2 separate regions of the Homo sapiens genome follow, and region 1 is linked to region 2. A link is a contact called in ENCODE Hi-C or POLR2A ChIA-PET data. All regions are on one chromosome and are shown on one strand. Each heading gives the region's core, a stretch centred on a gene start or an enhancer-like site at or near the end of the contact. The rest is flanking DNA. Distances are from core to core; before and after follow the strand shown.

Evidence for each region. Hi-C counts contacts between places; a loop is a spot of excess contacts on that map. ChIA-PET counts read pairs that join two places held with the same protein, here RNA polymerase II (POLR2A). Pooled maps may share reads with other maps.
Region 1: a pooled map shows a loop between it and region 2 (5-fold over the local background). The contact joins two enhancer-like sites. A Hi-C loop is called at or near these places in 2 of 168 maps with a recorded cell type or tissue (heart left ventricle and left cardiac atrium) and 6 of 50 pooled maps. POLR2A ChIA-PET finds 5 or more read pairs at or near these places in 6 of 52 experiments (AG04450, HepG2, MCF 10A and 3 more).

The regions. Positions count from the first base shown.
Region 1 is chr2:65,415,219-65,418,421 of GRCh38, reverse strand. The region is part of intron 1 of SPRED2 (sprouty related EVH1 domain containing 2); the gene reads left to right. Among named protein-coding and RNA genes, the nearest start is that of SPRED2, 16 kb to the left of the region's middle. Within about 2 kb of position 1,326, at least 6 of the 41 ENCODE cell types and tissues checked have a DNase peak (open chromatin) inside an H3K27ac peak, as active enhancers do.
Region 2 is chr2:65,299,883-65,303,106 of GRCh38, reverse strand. No RefSeq gene overlaps it. Among named protein-coding and RNA genes, the nearest start is that of ACTR2, 74 kb to the right of the region's middle. RefSeq lists an enhancer at 2,168-2,277. Within about 2 kb of position 1,791, at least 29 of the 41 ENCODE cell types and tissues checked have a DNase peak (open chromatin) inside an H3K27ac peak, as active enhancers do.

The sequences.
Region 1 (3,203 bases), core at 77-2,576, 120 kb before region 2:
GGTCAGCAAGGTGGAGAGGAGACATCTCATGTCCAAAGGTTTCTTCCACAGATAGGGACACTCCATGTCTGAGTTTATGCTGGGGGAGCTCAGAGAAAGCCAGTCAAGTCAGGTGAGGCTAAATTTGGGAGGATATTGAGTACCAGCCAGGCTGACAAAGCACGTATTTGGACTTTTGTTCTTTGAGTAGAACAGAGCTGGTTGAGGCTTTGAAACAAAGAGACGATGAAGTGATATGTTGGTAGAATCAAACAGATTAGTTAGAGAGTGCAGGCTAGGCTGGAGTCAGGGAGACCACTAATAATTCTGTCTGACAGATCTCAGCTGGATTTTTCTCTCTGACTTTAGTTAAATGCAGTGAGCCTGGATATAGAAACATATATTGTGAAGAGATAGTTGTTGGGGAAGATGGTCAAGGGGGCTGTGAAATTCAGAACAAAATTAGCCAACTTATTTTGTAAATCAGACATACAGCCTAGAATTAACCCAAGTGAAGTTTTGTTTTTGTTTGGTTTCAGTATTGTTACTTCTCACAGCACTCGTCAGTGAAGTGGTGAATGCTTTGCCCTTTCTCGCTGAAGTAAAATGGTTTCCATCTGACCATAACCTTTTAGAACTAGAGAGGATCTTAGGAAAATACGAGCTCAGCTCCCTCTTTTTTACACATAATTTGCAATCTGGAGAGGCTGAGTGACTAACTCAGGGTCACAAAGCTAGTTAGTTTGGGCTAGATCAGTGAGATATCATCTGGTTCCAGGCCTGTTTTGGGTACTGTGTTAAACATTCATGACAACTGCTTTGAGTTACTGAACCCTCAGGAGATAGGAAAAAGATGGTGGAAATTAATTGAGATAAAGGTGGCCCAGGTAGATGTTGAACCACCAGCATTGAACAGATGGCTAGCCTTGGTCACACCCTGCATGAGGTGGAGGTAGATGAGCTTCCCAGATGCTCTTCTTGTGTAGCTCTCCTGAACATGGTAGGTAGGGGTCTTAAGCTTTGGTTTCCGCATGTCTGTGTTCCAGGTACAGGAGCACTGGGAGTGGAGGCAGGGAAGGGCCTTCAGCTCACTATCCTGGGAGAGAGAAGGTGGGTCCTTAGATGATCAGCTGAAATACATGTGAAGTTCCAAGGTTTTTGCACCTGGGCACCAGAAAAATGTTTATGAAACATTACCTATGCTTGTTCTTCCCCCGCTGCTCCAGTGCCTTCTGTTCTCCCCATGTGTTTGCTTTTGATGTTAACTGCCAAGGTGGTGTGGTCATAGACAGCAGGAAGTAATATCTGATATGCAGGTCTCCTGGGGTGGGGGGAGGTGGGTGCCAGGATGGGAAGGGTGGCGGTTTTGGCACATTGTTGTGAGAACTCTGTGCACTTAGAAGCCAACAGGTGCTGTTATAGCAAAGAGAGAGAAGAAGGAGGAGTTGACCGTCTGGTCATACATATAACCAGCATTTTTTATGGTAGCTTTTTACTCTTAAGTTTTTCTAAGGCCACTGCACCATAGGTTAACTCCGAATAAAGTGGGGCTTGTCCTCTGTACTGAATCACACAGCTAGTAAGTATCATGGCCAAGGGCATCTACAAACCTAGGCTTGAGACAGAATGAAAATAGTCCCCAAACCAAGACACAGTATCCGGAGAGCCCAAGGTCCCACAGACGCCTAGGAGGTCCCACCCAGCTTTGCCATGGTAAGGCTTGATCCATTTCCCCATCCTACTTTGAAACTAGATTTTACCATCAGGACTCCCGTTGGGATAACAAAATTCATACTGCTTGTGTAGGACAGGAAACTTGTATTTTTTAAAAAATTTCCTTCTCTTGGGCTTCCAGCGACCCCCCTCCCCTCTGCTTTTCTTGTTAATCCCCATCAGCTGGGCATTCTTCTTAGCATAAAGGATCCCTTGTGAGGCTAAACTGTGAGGGTAGTTTGGTTATAATGGCTTACCTGTAGACCCACTCTTCCACACTCTCTTGTTCAGGATGGAGCAGTACAACAGTGACCAGGAGAACTAGATGTGTGTGGTTCATTTCCCATCCCGTCCCTGGGCAGTGTGTTGGTTGGCATGCAGCCTGAAATATACACCCCCCCAACTGTCTCAACAAGGACAATTTAGCAACAAAACCAGAGGCCCCAAGGAAGAGCATATCTGAGGTTGCTTGGGGATGTCACCAAGGAGAAACAACACTCTTCATCTCTCCCATCTTAACCTTTCTCATCCGTAGACCGATTGAATCTGAATGTCACCCCCATCCTCCCATCCTCCCGAGTTGGTATTTTAATAATCCAAGAGATTCTAACATGCTTTAGCTAATCCGGGATTTAGAAGGGGCAACACCCAAATCAAACCTAGAAGGTTGCAACCAACCTGGGCAGTATTGACCAGGGAGCATTTAGTCTTTTTAAAGATCCTCCTCTCTCTCTTCTGCCTATTAATTCATTCCGATTAATCTGTCATACTGGGTGGTATTTAAAAGGTGACACACATTCGTATTAGTGAGCTGAGGAGAGGAATGTTGCTCCTTTTCTTTCGCCCTTTGTTCTTTCTCATTTCAAATTAGATGACCAATAACCTCCCAGGGAGGCATATACCAAATGGATGTTACATGTGAAGCAAATTGTAAGAGCCAATAAAAAATAAATTCTAATTGTTGATCCAAAGAGTCGCTTTGAATAAAAAAAATTAAAAAATAAAAAAAAAATCACCTACAGCAGTCCAAAATTATAACTGGTTTTTATTTTTATTTTAAAAGGTTCGGCTGAAACTTTAAAAGGTCTATTAATGTTTTCAGAAATTTTCCTTGGTGATGTAACACAGATGTCTTTAGGATATGAATTTAGCTATTTTAATGGTTAAAGCAGTAAATATAGAGGTGTTTTAAAATGTTGCCCCTTTTTGGTGGAGTGGGGGCCAGTTACTTTGCAGGGAACAGGAATAATTCCTTATATTTGAATTTTTTTTTTTTTAACAAAACTTTGTTAACATAGGATTGGTATTTGCTTGAATTTAAAGGAAAGCAGAGCTATAAAATCATATGCTTTTACCTAGAAATGAAAATACATTGACTTAAAACAGATGTCTCTAACAAAGACTGATGCCAGGTTTTAAGATTGTATCTTGTCACCCACAAGTGTGGCACTGCATGCAAATGTGGGGAAGGCCCAAAAGTTGTTTTAATGTCTTAGGAGAAAATGTGAAGG
Region 2 (3,224 bases), core at 542-3,041:
TTTATTTGGCAAATGTAGTTATTTCTTTCTCTTTTTTTGAAGCAAGGTCTCCCTCTGTCTCCCCAACTGGAGTGTAGTGGTGCAATCGTAGCACACTAACCTCAAACTCCTGGGCTCAAGCAACTCTCCCACCTTGGCCTCCCAAAGTACTGGGATTATAGGCGTGAGCCACTGTGCCCGGCCTCCTTAGTAATTTTTAAGAGTGTACAGAGATCCTGAGAACAAAGTGTGTGGCCTCTTCCTCTCTTGGTTAACAGGCTGTTTTGTAGTCAATTCTGCTCTCATTCCCTTCAACTGCAGCTTTGACTCTGGTCTTCTATTTTTGGTTACTTTGTATTGCCTTCTTATTTTAGACAGCTCCCTTTGTATCTCGTCTTAGACTGTTTTGTCATTCCCCTTCCTTCTTAGGCCAGTTCCGTTGAAGCCATATCTTCTTGTGTCATTCAGAGGACCCTAAATTGCAGTCATCTAAGATGAGCCTCTGTTTCTTGTAGAGTAGTAATGTTCAGAGAGACCTGCTACCTCTGGCCCTTGAGGGCAGTTTTCTCCCCTTCAGGCTCTACTCTCTTTTCTCTGGCCCCTTGTTGGTATTTTTTCCATTGCATGGAGAGCCCTCTATCCAGGCTTGACCTTGGCCATCAGACAAGGCAAATGCCTTGTCCTAAGCCTCCCAGTTGGGTGCTGGCAGCTTCCGCTTGTGGATCTATGCCCGTCTAGCTCAGATGTTCATGCCTGGTGAGCATTATCTGGGGTATTTCTGAGCCAGCCTACAGTTGGATCTTCTGCTCAGCTCTTAAAATCTCTGATTAAACCAGAGAATCAAATGTAGTTTACATCGCTTCTTTGAGCGGCCACTCTTAGCACCCTCCCCTTTCTACCACTGTTGAAGATACTTCCTCTAGCAATTAAACACCTGAAAAAGATGATGTGTGTCTTCAGCTAGTGCTCGCTCTCTCTCTCTCTCTCTCTCTCTCTCTCTCTCTCTCTCTCTCTCTCCCTCTCTTTGTTGTATGCTGGAAATTGCAGTCTTTGTTGCTTTGGAGAGAGGAGGATAGAGAAGATGAAACTGGGTTCTGTCTGACCTAGACGATAATTCCTGCCCAAGTGGAAGGCTATCCACTGACAGAGATTGAGTGAAACAAAACTATTTCCTTCCTTCCTTCCTGGGGCTGTCTGCCCCATTCTGGCTCAGAGGGGGCAACATGAATGGTGTGAAATCCAAGAATGTTCTAAATGCATCCCCAGGACAATGTGATTCGTGAACATTCTGACTGGTTCATGGTCTCATCTTGGTCAGGGAGCTGATGCCAGGTTTCATGTCTCTGTGAGACTTCCCGGGAATCTGAAGGGGATGCCGCGAGGGGTGTCAGGTGTGCCTGCTCCGCTTCTACACTCATCCTCGGGTCCTTGGAATCAACATTTGGGGCTTGTTGCAAAATCCATCCCACGTTTTTTCCTCTTTTGTCGAGCCTGGGTAATAGCTGCCTCTGTCTCATGCTTGCCATGCTCCATCAGTAACTATGGTTGCCTTTTGAGTGTCTTCCAAAAAAGCCTTTTCCCTGCCAAAGGAGAGAAAATCAATCCTGTCTGCCTATCCCTAAAAGCTGACATTGTCGGCTGTCACAGAACCATCCTGTGAAACGTGCAGCGAAGGAGAAAGGTTGAAACTCAGGCCTCAGGGCTGTGGTCCCTTTCGAGTCTACCCTCTGGGGCCAGGAAGTTGTGGTGTGGCTCCTGCGTGATGTTTTTGAATGAATGCCTTTGCTTCCTCGCTGGCTTGATGCGACTAACAGAAAAGCCACTTTCAGAATGCCTCGCCTCACCCGGGGCCCAGATATTTACATAGTGGCCTTTCATTCTGCGAACAGTGTGTGCCTCTGCAAATATTTTAGGCCTCCCTGCATGCTTGCGGGCCCCTACGTCCCATTCACCAGCTTTTAAGTTTGTTTTGCAGGCAGGGAGCCACTGAGAGGGAGGCCTGACTCAGAGCACAGGGGGCCCTGCTGTCTGCTGCCGCCGCCTCCTGCCACTGCAGACTTGGCGGGGAAGGAAGCAGTGGGTTTTACAGCTGGTGTTTTTGGTTTAGCAAAAAAAAAAAAAAGGAGTGAAAGAGAAAAGAATTTTTTAAAAAAATACCTCGCACATGTAAAATGACACTAAATGTAAGTATATGTGCAGTATTTTGGGATGATAGAAATTGCGTGTTTTGCATGATTCATCCTCCCTCTTGATGACAGCAAAGGAGGTTTGCACTCAGCCTCTGGTATTTTGGGAGTTTGTTCCAAATGCTCTGAAAAGAGAGAGTGAGAAGGCCCAAGCTCCTCATCCCTTCCTCAGAAGGAGGGTTGTGTCTGGGCTAAATTAGGGCAGCGTGGCATTTGCTTCCTCTCCTCTCATCTGACTGGTAAAGATTTTCATTTTTCTACCAAAAACTGGGTCAGCTGCTCCATGGGTGCAGGGGGAGCAGGATGTGGAGCCAGGAGAGGGCCATGCTTTCCCAAGTCTGACTTGAGCCTAGAAATATGTGCTGGCAGAGCTGGCTGGAAGGCCCGGCCCGGTGCTGACTCCCAGCAGGTGCATCGGGCTTCCGGGACGGGGGCGAGCATCACCAAGGCCAGCGTCCAGCGGCCAGGAACACGCGGTCTTTCTAGGATTCAGCCTCTGCAAGTTACCAAAACATTGTGTGCTGCCTTGAGGCTGACACATACCTTGGCAGGGACGATGAGGCTTCTGCCCAGAGCTGGGAGTCCCCGAGGGTCAGGCTGACCTCCAGGCTGCAGCTTGGCCTGGAGGAGGGACCACACGGTGGGTGTGGTGGCCTCTCGGGGCCAATTCAACTTTCTCTTGAAGCACCAGGGCCTAAGAAGCAGGATGATCCAGAAACCAAGTCCACAGTTAGGGAAAATGGGGAGAGGCTCTCAGCTGCTTCCCAGGCCACTGGCTGGCCGGCCCCAGGAACCCCACCTTCCAACCTAACATTTACTGTGAGAGGGGAGGACTTCCTCACTCCTTGGTCACAGGCAGATTGCAAGTTCGCTGTCGAGGTTAGACAGCCCTCTGTTTAAAAGTGGAATATTATACCTCTGAAATTCAAAACTTCACTTTTCCAAAGCTATGTTAGAAATGCTATGGCAAAATACAGCACTGAGTCCAAAAACTAAAACGATTAATTCCTTCTTGCCTTCGGAGGCATTTATTTACTCAGCTTAAACTCTACATTTGTT